Linked DNA regions of Homo sapiens: region 1 is linked to region 2. A link is a contact called in ENCODE Hi-C or POLR2A ChIA-PET data. All regions are on one chromosome and are shown on one strand. Each heading gives the region's core, a stretch centred on a gene start or an enhancer-like site at or near the end of the contact. The rest is flanking DNA. Distances are from core to core; before and after follow the strand shown. Region 1 overlaps TRPM3 (transient receptor potential cation channel subfamily M member 3). Region 2 overlaps ENTREP1 (endosomal transmembrane epsin interactor 1).

Region 1 (2,700 bases), core at 186-2,685, 1.2 Mb before region 2:
CCAAGTATGACAATCAAAATGTCTCCAGACATTGCTAAATGTTCCCTTGTGGGATAAAATTGCCACCATTCGGAAACTACCACTTTAAAGTGTGGTCTTGAGAAAAGATAGGATATTATCGAAATGTAAATATTAGATGTTTTCAGTGAGGTAAAAATTCAAATTTATCAATGTTAGGAAAAGAGAAAAATTCTCTCCCCCCAAAAATAACTGAGGCATGCAAAAATCGTTTCTATTCATATATTTTATACAGCTCTATATTATTTTTAACCTTGCAGAAAACAGCTTAGTGGTGACAAGCATGGACTTTGGAATCAGACAGCCTGGGTGGGAATCCCATCTGCACCTCTTACCATGTGCCCTCAAACAACTTAATTTCCCCTTCTGTCCACAGTTTTCTTAAGATGCCAATAATAGTAGTTCCGATTTTATAGGATTTAATCAAGATTAAATGTGTTAAAACATGTAAAGCACTTAGAACAGTTCCTTGACATATAAGTACAATGTAACTGTGACTATTGTTTCTTCTAGGCTATTCACGTTGCCCAGCAATAGATAATCAGTGTTGTGTTCATACATCCACTCAACAAAAATAATATCTTTCTTTTATTGAGCACCTACTAAGTTTGAGGCAATGTTCTAGGTACTATTATTTAAGTACTCTTTGTAATCCTAACAACTATTTTATCAAGATAATATTTATTTATTTAGGAGACAAACTCTTACTCTGTCACCTAGGCTGGAGTGCAGTGGTACAATCTTGGCTCACTGCAACCTCCATCTCCTGGATTCAAGTGAGTCTCATGTCTCAGCCTCCCGAGTAGCTGGGATTACAGGTGTTCACCACCACACCTGGCTAATTAATTTTTGTATTTTTAGTAGAGATGGGGTTTTGCCACGTTGGCCAGGCTGGTCTTGAACTGCTGGCCTCAAGCTATGGGCCTGCCTCAGCCTACCAAAGTGCTGGGATTACAGGCAATAACCACTGCGCCCAGCCCGAGATAATATTTTTGCAGCTATTTCACACCCAGGTCTGTCCTTCCTTTTATATTATGATTCCCCAACTGTTAGCTTAGAACAGGGCTTGGCAAACTACAGCTTTTGAGCCAAATTCAACCCATGGCCTGTGATTGTGGCCTGCGAACTGAGAATGGTTTTTACATTTTTAATAAAATTTGAAAAGGAATACTTGAAACACATATTCAAATTTTAGTGTCCATAAATAATTGGAACACAGGCAGACTCTTGATTTCTGTTAAAAGAAAAACTTGAGCCGAATAAATTTAAAGGAGTTTAATTGAGCAAATGAACGATTCGTGAATTGGGCAGTCTTCCAAGCCAGAGTAGGCTCAGAGACTCTGGCAGGGCCACGTGGTGGAAGATTTATGGACAGAAAAAGGGAAGTGGCATACAGAAAACGGAAGTGAGGTACAGAAACAGCTGGATTGGTTACAGCTCAGCGTTTGCCTTATTTGAACACAGTTTGAGCAGTTGGCTACATTTGATTGACCGAAACTCGGTGATTGGTCTTGTTACACCTTCATTTGTTATAGTTCACAATGTACAGAGAAAACTTCAGGCCGAACTTAAGGAGGCAGCTTTAGGCTAAATCTCATTTACCATTAGCAATAGGCTGACTGACTGCTTTTGTGCTACCACATCAAGTTGATGAGTAGTGAGAGACAGAGAGAGACTATCGGTTCTACAAAGCCTTAAAAGTTAACCAGTTGGCCATTTGCAGAAAAAGTTTACAGACTCCCGAGAGCAGAAATCAGTAGAAATAATAGTATCAATATCTCTAAAACGTCCATGATGACAAGGGAGTTTTGTTAGAAATGCAAATTTCTAGCCCCATCATAGACCCATGGAATCCAGTCTTCAGGAAGGAGCCTAAGAGGCTGTGTTAGTTTAACCAGCTTCCCAGGCGAATCTTATGATTGGAGACACTTGAGACACGCTGCTTTGCTTATGTCATTGGCAGCTTGTTGGGAGGCTGCCTCTTTGGCGGGGGGTGGTGGGGCCTGTGTGTCCAGCACACTTCTGCGTGGCTGACTGGATTGGCCTCAGCAAACCCATCAGACTGGATCCCCCAGATCTGTTCAATTGTGTTTACATGATTCTCCAAAATTCATCTTCACATATTGACAAAGCCCAGGCCTCGAGGAAGTGACTGGAAATAAGGTATGCCAGTCTTTTGAATCACCAGACATGCTTAACAGTACAATTCAATTTCAGATTGAAGGTCCCATGTGCTTTGGGCTGTGTTTTTCTCTGTAAGAGTATTTCTCACCAGATTTTCAAAAATGGTCTCTCCTACTCTCCCAAGTTTCTGAAAGGTAGGACACACTTCATTTCCATATAACCTCACTTCTGCATCGTAGCAAGTTTCTCTAGGAGCAGATTGGGTCCTCTTCTGGTCCAAGAAGAAAGGAGGCAGGGGTCCAACTGGCTCCTAGACCCTGCTTGTTTTGAGAGCCTATTTCAGGTATCCATCTGGAGAGGATTCAAATTCAAGGTGTGAAGTGGCTGCAGGTCAGAGGACACAGTGTGTGCTCTGAGTTTCTCTAGTAGTGACCAACTCTATCCTCTACAAGACCATGTGCCCCTCTGCTCTCCAGAGGTAGTAGAAAAAGGCCCAGGAAGAAGTGAGGAAGAGCAAAGCCCCACCAGGGATCCATAGCAAACTGTGTCAGGCTTTAG
Region 2 (2,814 bases), core at 198-2,697:
TTAATAGGCTACATCCCCAGAGTAAAAACCAGATCCATGTTCAAGAAATAGGTTGGAGACTCCTTGATCCCTGGCTCAAGCCAACTTCTGAGAACAGAGACACCCTGGAGTAGCGGAGGTGGGGTGGGGTGCACGGCCCCCTCCTGTATTACAAATCAATTCACAAAGTAGCGAACCCATCTTTGGACAGAAACCTCAACTGCAATCAGACTTCTGTTTATGACAGTAACTCGAGAAGCCTTTTCTCAAGGAGATGCCAACGCATGAAGTGGTTGTATTTATAGAAGTTAAACAAACCTCTTCTGAGAGGTCATAATACCTTACAGGAAATGGGGAGCCTCTGTTGTGTGAAAACTCTGGATAAAACTGGTCATAAAATAGTAACAATCATGAATATTCTTGCCTGCCTGCTTAAAAGAAAGAAAATTACCAACTGAGGTTAAACCATGAGTGTCTATAAAGTTGATTTATACCGTGAATCTAGAAAAGTTGGTCACATTGTGAAATATTTTTGATAGGACATGTATCTAAATGTGAATAAATTCAGCCCTTTTGAAAAGGAAAGTGGACTGCACTCTGATATTGGTAAAATTTCCAAAAATAAAGGTGTTTGCCCATTGGCAATATGATTATAGGGCTCTAGGCACGTATTTTAGACTGGGCAATGTCTTCTTTCTCACAAGACTGTTTTGCTTTAACTCCCTCCTTCGGCCTTCTTTCTAGAAAGTTTTGAAGGATAAAGCCCTTGATGAGAAGCTTGTCTGTTTTCTTCCAACCTGGATTTGGCCAGAGGCTGTCTCAGGACTCAGAGAGACAAATCCGAGGATGCACCTAGATCTTAAAGAGTGGAAATATCTGCAGTGATGAGCATTATTATGGTGAAGCAGAGAAGAGAAAGGAAAGCGAGGAGACAGGAAGGTCGGGAGTGCTCAGAGCACACTGCTGGATGGCTCGGCTCCTAAACCCACATGAGTCACTTTCCCTTTCTGCCACTGCAGAAACTAAATCTGTCTGCTGCCTCCTCCTAGGTCAACAGAGTGCTCATCCGCAACCTCAGTGTCAAAGAATTCTTCTTATTGGAGAGGGTATTTCTCATCCCCACCATGAAATATCAGTCATTTTTTACTGTCCTCCAATGTACCCTCTACAGACAGCCTGAGACGGCGCTAAGATTTTTGCAAATGTGTCCTCAGGTACAGAAAGAACATGTGTTTTGCTGCCATATCTCTTCAGCCTCTGTCATTCTTGGCTCATTTCCTGAAAGATTAAGGAAGCCATCCCAGCCCCTGAGGCTTTGAAATTCCAGTAGAGGCCACTCCCTGAACACCAGAGAGGCCAAGCTGTCCCACAGGCCTAGCCCAGGCCACCTGTCACCCAGCTGACATCCCCTCCAGCTTTGCAGTCATCTCTGCCCCTGCCTGGGCAAGTGAGCTGGGGAGGGTATAGACGTAGGGTTCAGGTATAACTGAGGGACGAGTCAGCAGCTAAGCCACTGAAAAGAACACTAACAGTGTCTGGGTGGCAGCCCCACTGGTGACCTATCTCAAAGTCACATACCATCACCCTGGACATTAGAAAATACTTCTCTAAAAACCTCAAGCTCAGCACCAAGTTAGTTTGATAAGTCTCTACATGTACTACAGGGATTAAAAAATAGAAATTTCTGGCCCTCTGAATATGAAGCTAAAGACACTAGTATTTCTGTGGAATTAAGAGATTCTCTTTCAAAAAGTTCAACAGATGTTTGCTTATCCTTTAAACTCAGCTTAAGTTCACTTCATCCAGGAAGCCATCTCTGACTGCCTTGCCACTCTGGGTTAGGTGTACCTTCTCTGTGCACCCAAAGTCCCTCTTTTGAATATTACCGTGATCCTTCCAACACACATTTTAATGACCTAGACTGTGAGCTCCTTAATGGTAGAGGAGGAAGCAGGTCTAGCTCATTTTGAATTCCAATAACCCAGCACAGAGGATTCCACGTTTGTTGAATGAATAAACGAATGAAGTCATTCTTTTTTTTTTTTTTGAGACAAAGTCTCGCTCTCACCCAGGCTGGAGTGCAGTGGTGCGATCTCAGCTCACTGCAAGCTCCACCTCCCAGGTTCATGCCATTCTCCTGCCTCAGCCTCCCAAGTAGCTGGGACTACAGGTGCCCACTACCATGCCCGGCTAATTTTTTTGTATTTTTAGTAGAGACGGGGGTTAGCCAGGATGGTCTTGATCTCCTGACCTCATGATCTGCCCGCCTCAGCCTCCCAAAGTGCTGGGATTACAGGTGTGAGCCACCACGCCGCGCCTAAATGAAGTCATTCTTTAAAAAAAGGTTTGATTCTAGAAGTTGCTAACAATCAGACAGATGTATGCGGCATTTCACTGTACCAATAAAAATCCTTGATATTTAAGAAGGTCAAAATTTTAAGTTTGAAATTTGAAAAGGAAAATAAGTATGGTATCTATTTTTTCTAGACCAGGGAGAGACAATTAATAATTAATCTCTTTTTAATGGCTAGGAAGAATTTCTTGATTGTTGAGACCTGCTGATGGTATTACAATGAAACATCGATTTGGCCTAACTGGGAGTGTTTCCAAGGCAACAGCGACTCTCAATCATGTCAAATTACAGCTGTTATCTCCCTGGGTGTCAGTTTCCCTTAGAAAGCTAATTGAAATTGAAAATGTCTATCTTCAGGCCAAAGTTTAACTTTTCTTTGGATTCATCTGTTTTATCAGACAAAAAGAGAAAGTAAGACAGAAAACAGAGAGAGAGAGACAGAGAGAATAGAAACCCCTGAAAAACAGCATAATTGTTTTTCA

What was found. A loop is a pair of places that touch in the nucleus more often than their neighbours do. ChIA-PET counts read pairs that join two places held with the same protein, here RNA polymerase II (POLR2A). Pooled maps may share reads with other maps.
Region 1: a map of gastrocnemius medialis shows a loop between it and region 2 (3-fold over the local background). The contact joins two enhancer-like sites. A Hi-C loop is called at or near these places in 1 of 168 maps with a recorded cell type or tissue (gastrocnemius medialis) and 4 of 50 pooled maps. POLR2A ChIA-PET finds 5 or more read pairs at or near these places in 1 of 52 experiments (HEK293).

Annotation. Positions count from the first base shown.
Region 1 is chr9:70,606,851-70,609,550 of GRCh38, reverse strand. All of the region lies in intron 19 of TRPM3 (transient receptor potential cation channel subfamily M member 3), which reads left to right. LOC107984011 (a long non-coding RNA gene) reads right to left here. Exons shown (of 3, transcript XR_007061572.1): 3 at 1,279-2,493. Among named protein-coding and RNA genes, the nearest start is that of KLF9, 190 kb to the right of the region's middle. Within about 2 kb of position 1,435, at least 8 of the 41 ENCODE cell types and tissues checked have a DNase peak (open chromatin) inside an H3K27ac peak, as active enhancers do; they include gastrocnemius medialis, where a contact is called at or near this core.
Region 2 is chr9:69,377,969-69,380,782 of GRCh38, reverse strand. The region is part of intron 6 of ENTREP1 (endosomal transmembrane epsin interactor 1); the gene reads right to left. Among named protein-coding and RNA genes, the nearest start is that of ENTREP1, 54 kb to the right of the region's middle. Within about 2 kb of position 1,447, at least 7 of the 41 ENCODE cell types and tissues checked have a DNase peak (open chromatin) inside an H3K27ac peak, as active enhancers do; they include gastrocnemius medialis, where a contact is called at or near this core.